Linked DNA regions of Homo sapiens: region 2 is linked to region 1. The links are chromatin contacts, found by Hi-C in ENCODE. All regions are on one chromosome and are shown on one strand. Each heading gives the region's core, a stretch centred on a gene start or an enhancer-like site at or near the end of the contact. The rest is flanking DNA. Distances are from core to core; before and after follow the strand shown.

Region 1 (3,623 bases), core at 1,106-3,605:
CCCTGCACACAAGTCCTGTGATCTCATCTGGCTATGAGCTCCCCAGGCTTGCTACAACACCCTGAGTGACATCTGCCTCTGTCACTTGTCTAGAAGGAAAGGTGTTTAACCTAAAATGATTTACTTTCCACATGTAAGTAGTAGAAATCAAAAAGTCTTATCAGAAAGCCAACGTGATAAGAACTTTCTGAGACTTTTTCACAAACCAGTAGTACTGACATGGTTACAAACCTCATTGCCTTTTTGAGTAAAGAATGACAAATAAATGAGAATGGTAAATTGCAGATATCATCTTAGAAGCAGTGACATTCTTGGTAGGTATTGATAAAGAATAAGACATTGAACTTGCTGAGTCTCCTTCCCAGGAAGAACTCTATGAACTTCCATATGGTCTTTTCTTTTACATTCATCACAACAGCCCCACTGAGAGTCTAGACAGAAATTATGATCCCCATTTTACCTATAGAAAAGCTGAGGGTCCAGAGATCAATCGACTATTCCAAGGTCACATGGTGTCATCAGAAGAGACTCACACCAGAGCTAATTTCTCTTCAATGATTTGATTATTACATGTAAGTGACTTGCTTGAGGTAATCAAAGGAAAATATTTGGAGAATGAGGACATTTATGACATGCTTATCAAATATGCAGGTGACTGAGGACTGAGTGCTATGCTAGTCTTAGCTCTGATTTGGATAAGTTACTTAACCCTTCTGGGCCTCAATATCCTTCTTGGGGAAATGAGACAGTTAGTTGAACTAGATTAGGTTTTTCCAACTTTCTTTTTCTTTTTAATTTCATCAAATTAAAATCTGATGAATTTAATTGATAAAAGCTGATCCCGCCTCCTGCTTGGCTCCCTCCACCGCCTACTAGACCCCTGGACACAATCTAAAACCACAGTATTAGGTCATCTGAAAGCTTCTTCCTGTTCCTAAATTCACTGTTTTTATGATTGAAAGCAACTAGCCTCCTAATCTGGTACCTGTTCATGTTCCCTGCAGCATCTTGTGGTATAAAAGAGCCCCCAGACATGATGTCAGAGGAGCTGGGAGTGAATCCTCACAACCAATTATCTATGCAACCTTAATCAAGTTGCTTCACCTCTCTAAGTCTCTGTTTCCTCATCTATAAAATGAAGATAGTAACCCTTCCCAGGTAAGAGTGCTTTGTAAACTGTAAGAGACTAAGTAAATGGACGGTGTCATTAGTATTATCTCCTGTGTACAATATCCTTCTCCATGGAGAGGCGGCTTTATCCTTAGAATGACTCAGAGTACCAGTATGGGTTGAGCTGCTCTTTGGCAAGCTTGCCTTGGTATCTATTGTATTTGGGCTTCATCTTCCCGTGAGCTGAAAGCCAAGTCAGTAGAGAGGATGTGAGCTACCAACACAGCAAATAATTAAACCAAGGAGATGCCATCATTAAGTCCAAAGGGAAAAATTATCCCCATATGGTGACCTTGATAATAATTGCCCAGCTCTATTTCCCCCTCCACACGAAGCCATATTCCAATAATAATTACTGTCATTTGAGTGCTTACTTCATGCTAAGTAGATACTGTTGTTTACATGAGTTGTCTCATTTAATCTTCATAAGAACCTTTTCAATGGCATTACTCCTAATCTGCAGTGAGAAATAATCTGAAAAATAGTGTATTTTTCCTATTTTGTAGCTTAGAAAGGCTAACTAATTTGCTCAGATAATCAGTAAGTGACAGAGCCTGGACTCTGAATTTAAACCTCTGAACTGATCACCTCTGCCTCTCCCAATTGGAAGAAATGATTTTCCACACTCACTACGAGGGCCAACAGCCTCATTCCTGTTTATCTTTGCCATGCTTTAGTCAGCCCCATCTCTCCATGTTAATTATTATTTTCATTTCTTTCTCTATTCAAAAAGACTCCACTCATCTTCATAAAACTCAGAGGTGGAAAGCACCTATTAGTCATTGATGTCCCTGCTAACCACAACCCCCCTACTTGTTCTCTGTAACATGGTTTCTGCTCAGGGAGCCTCAGGGAACGGAGCCCAATCTCTTCCTTTGCGGAGTTAGTCCCGTAACTAATTCATCTCTGTCAGGAAGATTTTCCTCTTAGGTTTATCCTCTTCTTTAGTTTTGTATTTTATCCAATTCTTTCTCTCTGTGGGCTGCACACTTCAGCTCTTCAGATCACATTGCCTAAGCCTGCCCAGGCTCTCAGCAGTGATTTTGCTGAGCTGCCTCTTTCCCTTTTTCCATGGTCAGAGTAGCTTTCTTATTAGCACCTGGAGGATGGTGTCTCCAGTGGACAGAGGTAGAGGTGAGCCGTGGGAGGATGTTGGGAAAGAAAGTGAGGAGGAAGAGGTGTGAGCAGGAGGTTTGAAACCTGCTTAGTCAGAAACTCTTGGATCCAATTTGGCTTGGACCTTTCTCTTAAGTTGCCCCTCTACTGGCAGCAGAGGCATTTGCTATCCAGCTAGGCATGATTCCATTAGGATGCTGTCCCAGGCCCTAAAATTGGTGTCAGGAATCACAGAAATAAATGGAGTGCACCAGTACAAAGGAAGACATTGTGGTACAGTGGAAAGCATGTCAGCTTTAGGATTTGAAAAATCTAGTTTAAATCATTGCTCCACTTTTTACATAACTGTATGGTTTGGCAGTCATTTAACCTCCTGAACTTCAGCTTACTCATTTGTAAAATGGAGAGATAATACCTAGCTTAGGAGTTTCCGTAAGGATTATGGAGAATGGCCTCACACATAGTAGGCACTCAATCAATGACAGCTATTATTTTTCAAAGCCCTAATTCTAAACCACTTCCTCATAACCATGTTTCTTATTTGGAGTCTCCGGGCAACTGGCCTTACCTCTTATTCTTCCATTTTCATTGTGCTACAAACCAGCCTATAGCATTCTCATGTTCTAGCTTCACCTGCAGCATCAACAGTTCCAGACAGTTCCCCACAGTTCCTCACTGCCTTGAAAGCAGAACTCAGGTATGAGCTTTTAAATCCAAATTAACATTAATTTTGTTTTTCAATTTTTACTTTGATGTGAACTTTACCACTGCCATGTTGACAGGGACATAGATACTAATCTATAGGATAAAGCCCATTTATTAATAGGCTGTAAATGAGTGTTGGCAATTTCTCACTTGTATCAAAGACCCATTCCATATGCATGGGTATCAGCAGTAGTATCTTAATATGCAAACAAAATCCAACTTGAACAAATTTTGTTACAATACTCTTTTCAAGTGAATGCATATAAGCATCAGCCAAAAGAACACTGCCTGTCTCTTGGATAACTGAAATCTACTCATTTAACAAATATTTATTGAGAGTCTACAATGTACAAAAGACTTTGAAGGTGCTGGGATACATGATAGGACATGAGGTTAGCAGTCTTGGGGTCACTAAAGCAAATCCCCTCTTTAATGTAGCTTACATTGTAGTGAGAAACACAGGATACACAAGTAGACACATAAAGAAAATAATTTGAGATAATTTCTTCAATGGAGAAAACTAAGCAAAGTGATATAATAGTGACTAGAGAGGCTATTTTATTTATATATTTGTTTTTACTTTAACTTAAAATATCAAAATAATAGATGCACACTGGCCAGGTGCAGTGGCT
Region 2 (3,738 bases), core at 1-2,500, 2.2 Mb before region 1:
GGATTACAGGCATGACCCGCTGCGCCCAGCCTATGAGGATTATATTTTTAAGGTAATTCAAAATATCTGAAATAGCAGGTGTTTGATAAAAGCAGTTTTCTCTCCTTTCTTCTGAAATTCAAATAACCAAATTTCACATCGCTGGAATTTTGGTGAATCTTTATACGGGGGAATTATCATGCCTGAATCTCATTCAAATACTTTTCACAATTATAAAATATTCTTTCTTGATTATTCTAATCCACATTTTACTAGCACAGAAAAATTAAGTCAAAGACTTGGTGAGAAAAAGTGGTTTTCCCCAAATGACCAGCTAGTTAATGGTAGAGTGTGGCCTGACATCAGTTTTCACGACTCAGAGGTAGGAAATGCCAAAAGCAGTCTTTCAAAGCTGGTGTGCAGTAGTCCTTCCCACATTTTCATTTTAAATTATTCAAACAAAAATTGTTTATCAATGACAACTTCCATTTTCCCCAACTTGGTAGTACTACCTTTATAGTTAGTTGCTAAATAACATATATTTTGATTAAATAGCTCTGAATTATCTTATATAACTTGTATTTTATTAATCGCAACAGGGTCTATTAATATGCACATATGAGAAAGTCATGCATGAATAGAAGACATACTACTGATTAATATGTGTCTTTGATGCATTTTGCTTCCTCCACTCCATAAATCAACTTCACATGGTCTGAATTTGGAAAACCCGGATATAAAGTTCTTCCTTGTTTATTGTTTTCTGCTTGCTACTCTTTTCTTCTCAAAAGAACTATGAATTTCTTGAAGGTTGGGAGAGCAGATTCTTAGAAAAAATATGAAGAGGATGAAGGTTTTTTATTTTTCTATGTTTCTCCTTTCCTTTTTTCTTAATCTCTGGAAACCTCCCACACTTCAGGGCCCAGGGCCCTCCTACTGTGATGTTCTCTCTGGGCTTTGTATAAATTCAAATCTTTTACCACTTTTTCTAGTATCCCTAAGGGATTTTTGTGGGAAAAATAATCTTAGCTAACTTTGATGACGCGTATTTTGTTACAGTTCTCAGAAGTGTTTGTATTTTAACCACAGGCAATTACATTCAATAAATATTTATTGAAGCCTATTCTAAACCTGAATAGTGTCAATTACAGGACCTTCCTGCCATGCCCACCACCTATAAAGATGCTAAGGAAGGCAGACAAATAAATAAATTAAATGAAGCATGCAGTCAATATGGTGATGAAAGCAGGTACGCTGTGTAGCTGTTGTACAGAAGAAGGAATGACTAAGCATTCTTGGTATAACAGGGAGGGCTTTCTCAATGACCCAAAGGAATTCATCATAAAAGTGAAATTTCAGACATCAGTGATAAACTAGTAGAAAAATTGCTACCCCTAAGCTAAATTTCACTGTTTTGTCACATTGAAACTTTATGCAAACAAAATAGAAACTTTCATCTCTTTGCCAAATTTTTCCCTCTGCTAAGTCACCCTACCTAAGTCAGTTTCTCTTTTTCTGTCTCTCTCTGTCTCTCTTTCATCTTCTCCTTCTCTCTCTTGCTCACTAGCTCTAGTTCTCACTCTTGCTCTTACTCTAAAAGCAAAACATCTGCACCATCACAGACTAGCTATAACCTCTCCTCCTCAGATTCAAATCTCTTCCTTGCCTTTAGAAGAATTAATGGTTCCCTTCTTCATGCTCTCCTCACACTGTATTTAAAACTCACAGCCTTTATCATATTCTGCGTATTAAAGTCACTACCACTCAGTTTAGTAGTAATAAACCTTTACATTTCTATTATAAATCTTACAGTTTACAAAATAGTTTCACATATATCATCACATGTGATCCTGACAACAGCTCTTTAAGGTGAGAATTATCTTTGGGTTTTTTTTTTTGTTTTTTTTTTGTTTTTTTTTTGAGACGGAGTCTCACTCTGTCCCCCAGGCTGGAGTGCAGTGGCGCCATCTCGGCTCATTGCAAGCTCCGCCTCTCAGGTTCAAGCCATTCTCTTGCCTCAGCCTCCCGAATAGCTGGGACTACAAGGGCCCGCCACCACGCCCGGCTAAATTTTTTGTATTTTTAGTAGAGACGGGGTTTCACCGTGTTAGCCAGGATGGTCTGGATCTCCTGACCTCGTGATCTGCCCATCTCGGCCTCCCAAAGTGCTGGGATTACAGGCGTGAGCCACCGCTCCCAGCCAAGAATTATCTTTGTTTTATTATGAGAATATCTAAACCTCAGAGAATTTACGCAAGATAATACATTTAGTAAGCAGCTGCCAAAGTTAGGTCTTCTAACGCTAAAGTTATTTCTCTAATGTAATTTTGAGACAATATTCTTTGCATAACATCTTACAAATTGAGGACATCATACTGGATTTGAATGGAGAAAATAAGCTACATATTCTTGAACTTTATAGTTTCCTTGCCTCTTATGTTTAACTATCCAGTAATTTTTATCACACTTTTTTAACATTTATCTTCAAAACTGCAAGTTCTGTTTTTGTTCCAGAAATATTCTGTGGAATTAACATGTGCATAGAGTCAAACTACTTGAACTTTATTTTAAAATATATTTATAAAGGTCTTTCTGCGCATAATGTATTGGATCACTTGACTCAAGTAATTAAACTATATACTGTTAATATTATGACTGGGAAATTTCCTTTAAATTAAGTAATTTCAATTATTCATTCAATTGTAGGTTTGGGTTTTTGCCCCTGCTACATGGAATAACTAAATCATATAATTTAAAGTAGATTCAAGTTTAGACAGAGTATGTCTTGAGCTGTCATTTAATGGAAACGGCTCAGAGAAGTTGCTACATCTAACTAGTGTCAGAAACTTTCCTAGGTTAGCTGACATTTATGAGGCAGGAAGAAACTCAAGTCACTACGTAGCCAACTTTCTGTTTTTCCCACCATAATGAATGTCATGTGCTCATAATAGTAACCCTTTCTAAAACATTAAAAAATATTTACAGTAAAAAAAAAATTTAAAAGTTAAAAAAAATAGGACTTTGGAGAGGCATTTCTCCATGGCATTTCTATAGATCTTGTGTTAGGCTGTTTTTTCAAGGTTGTTCCCATAGCAAAGAGCTTCTTGGAAGCTAGAAATGGTCTCTCCTTACAGGTCAGAGGACAGATTTATTTGCTGACCAGGATATCAAAGATGAGATGTTTCCATCTCCTTCCTGGAGACAATCCGGCATAATCAAGATATTGTCTTTTCCAGAGGAGAGGTGGAGAGGTTTGCCAGAAATCCCTGTATAAAATTAGGATATCCTCATCTGAGAGTTCCTCAATTGTGACAGAGATTCATGGAGTGATTATTATTTACCTGGGCCCATGTCTGCCTTGTCCTCTCCTTCTTTCTTTTAATATTATTAAATAAATATTTTCTATTATTATGAACTCCATGTACAGATTTTTATTAGCTATAAATATTTCCTCATTTACACAAACTGTAATTTTTTGCCCACACCTATATAATTTTCTGTTTTTCTCTACTACAAATATACATTAATAAACATCATTGTTCTTAATTTTGTCTGTGTATTATATTATTTTTAATAGGATAGCTGTGCAGATGTGAAATTATCTAATAAAATGCTAAAAAGATTATTTGAGATTCTTATTTCATTTTACCAAAATGCTTTCCAAAATGTTCAAACCATGTTGTATTCTCACTAGCCATGTCACAATGTGTTTTCATAACTATAATCTTTCACCTCTTCTCCACCACTCATGGTTTTAGC

The links. A loop is a pair of places that touch in the nucleus more often than their neighbours do. Pooled maps may share reads with other maps.
Region 2: a loop to region 1 is called in a map with no recorded cell type, with 3 times the contacts of the local background. The contact joins two enhancer-like sites. A Hi-C loop is called at or near these places in 3 of 37 single-sample maps with no recorded cell type and 1 of 50 pooled maps.

What each region holds. Positions count from the first base shown.
Region 1 is chr11:86,114,868-86,118,490 of GRCh38, reverse strand. No RefSeq gene overlaps it. Among named protein-coding and RNA genes, the nearest start is that of PICALM, 48 kb to the right of the region's middle. RefSeq lists an enhancer at 1,732-2,201. Within about 2 kb of position 2,355, at least 5 of the 41 ENCODE cell types and tissues checked have a DNase peak (open chromatin) inside an H3K27ac peak, as active enhancers do.
Region 2 is chr11:88,355,188-88,358,925 of GRCh38, reverse strand. The region is part of intron 1 of LOC101929174 (a long non-coding RNA gene); the gene reads right to left. Among named protein-coding and RNA genes, the nearest start is that of CTSC, 19 kb to the right of the region's middle. RefSeq lists a cis regulatory region at 1,173-1,378. Within about 2 kb of position 1,250, at least 3 of the 41 ENCODE cell types and tissues checked have a DNase peak (open chromatin) inside an H3K27ac peak, as active enhancers do.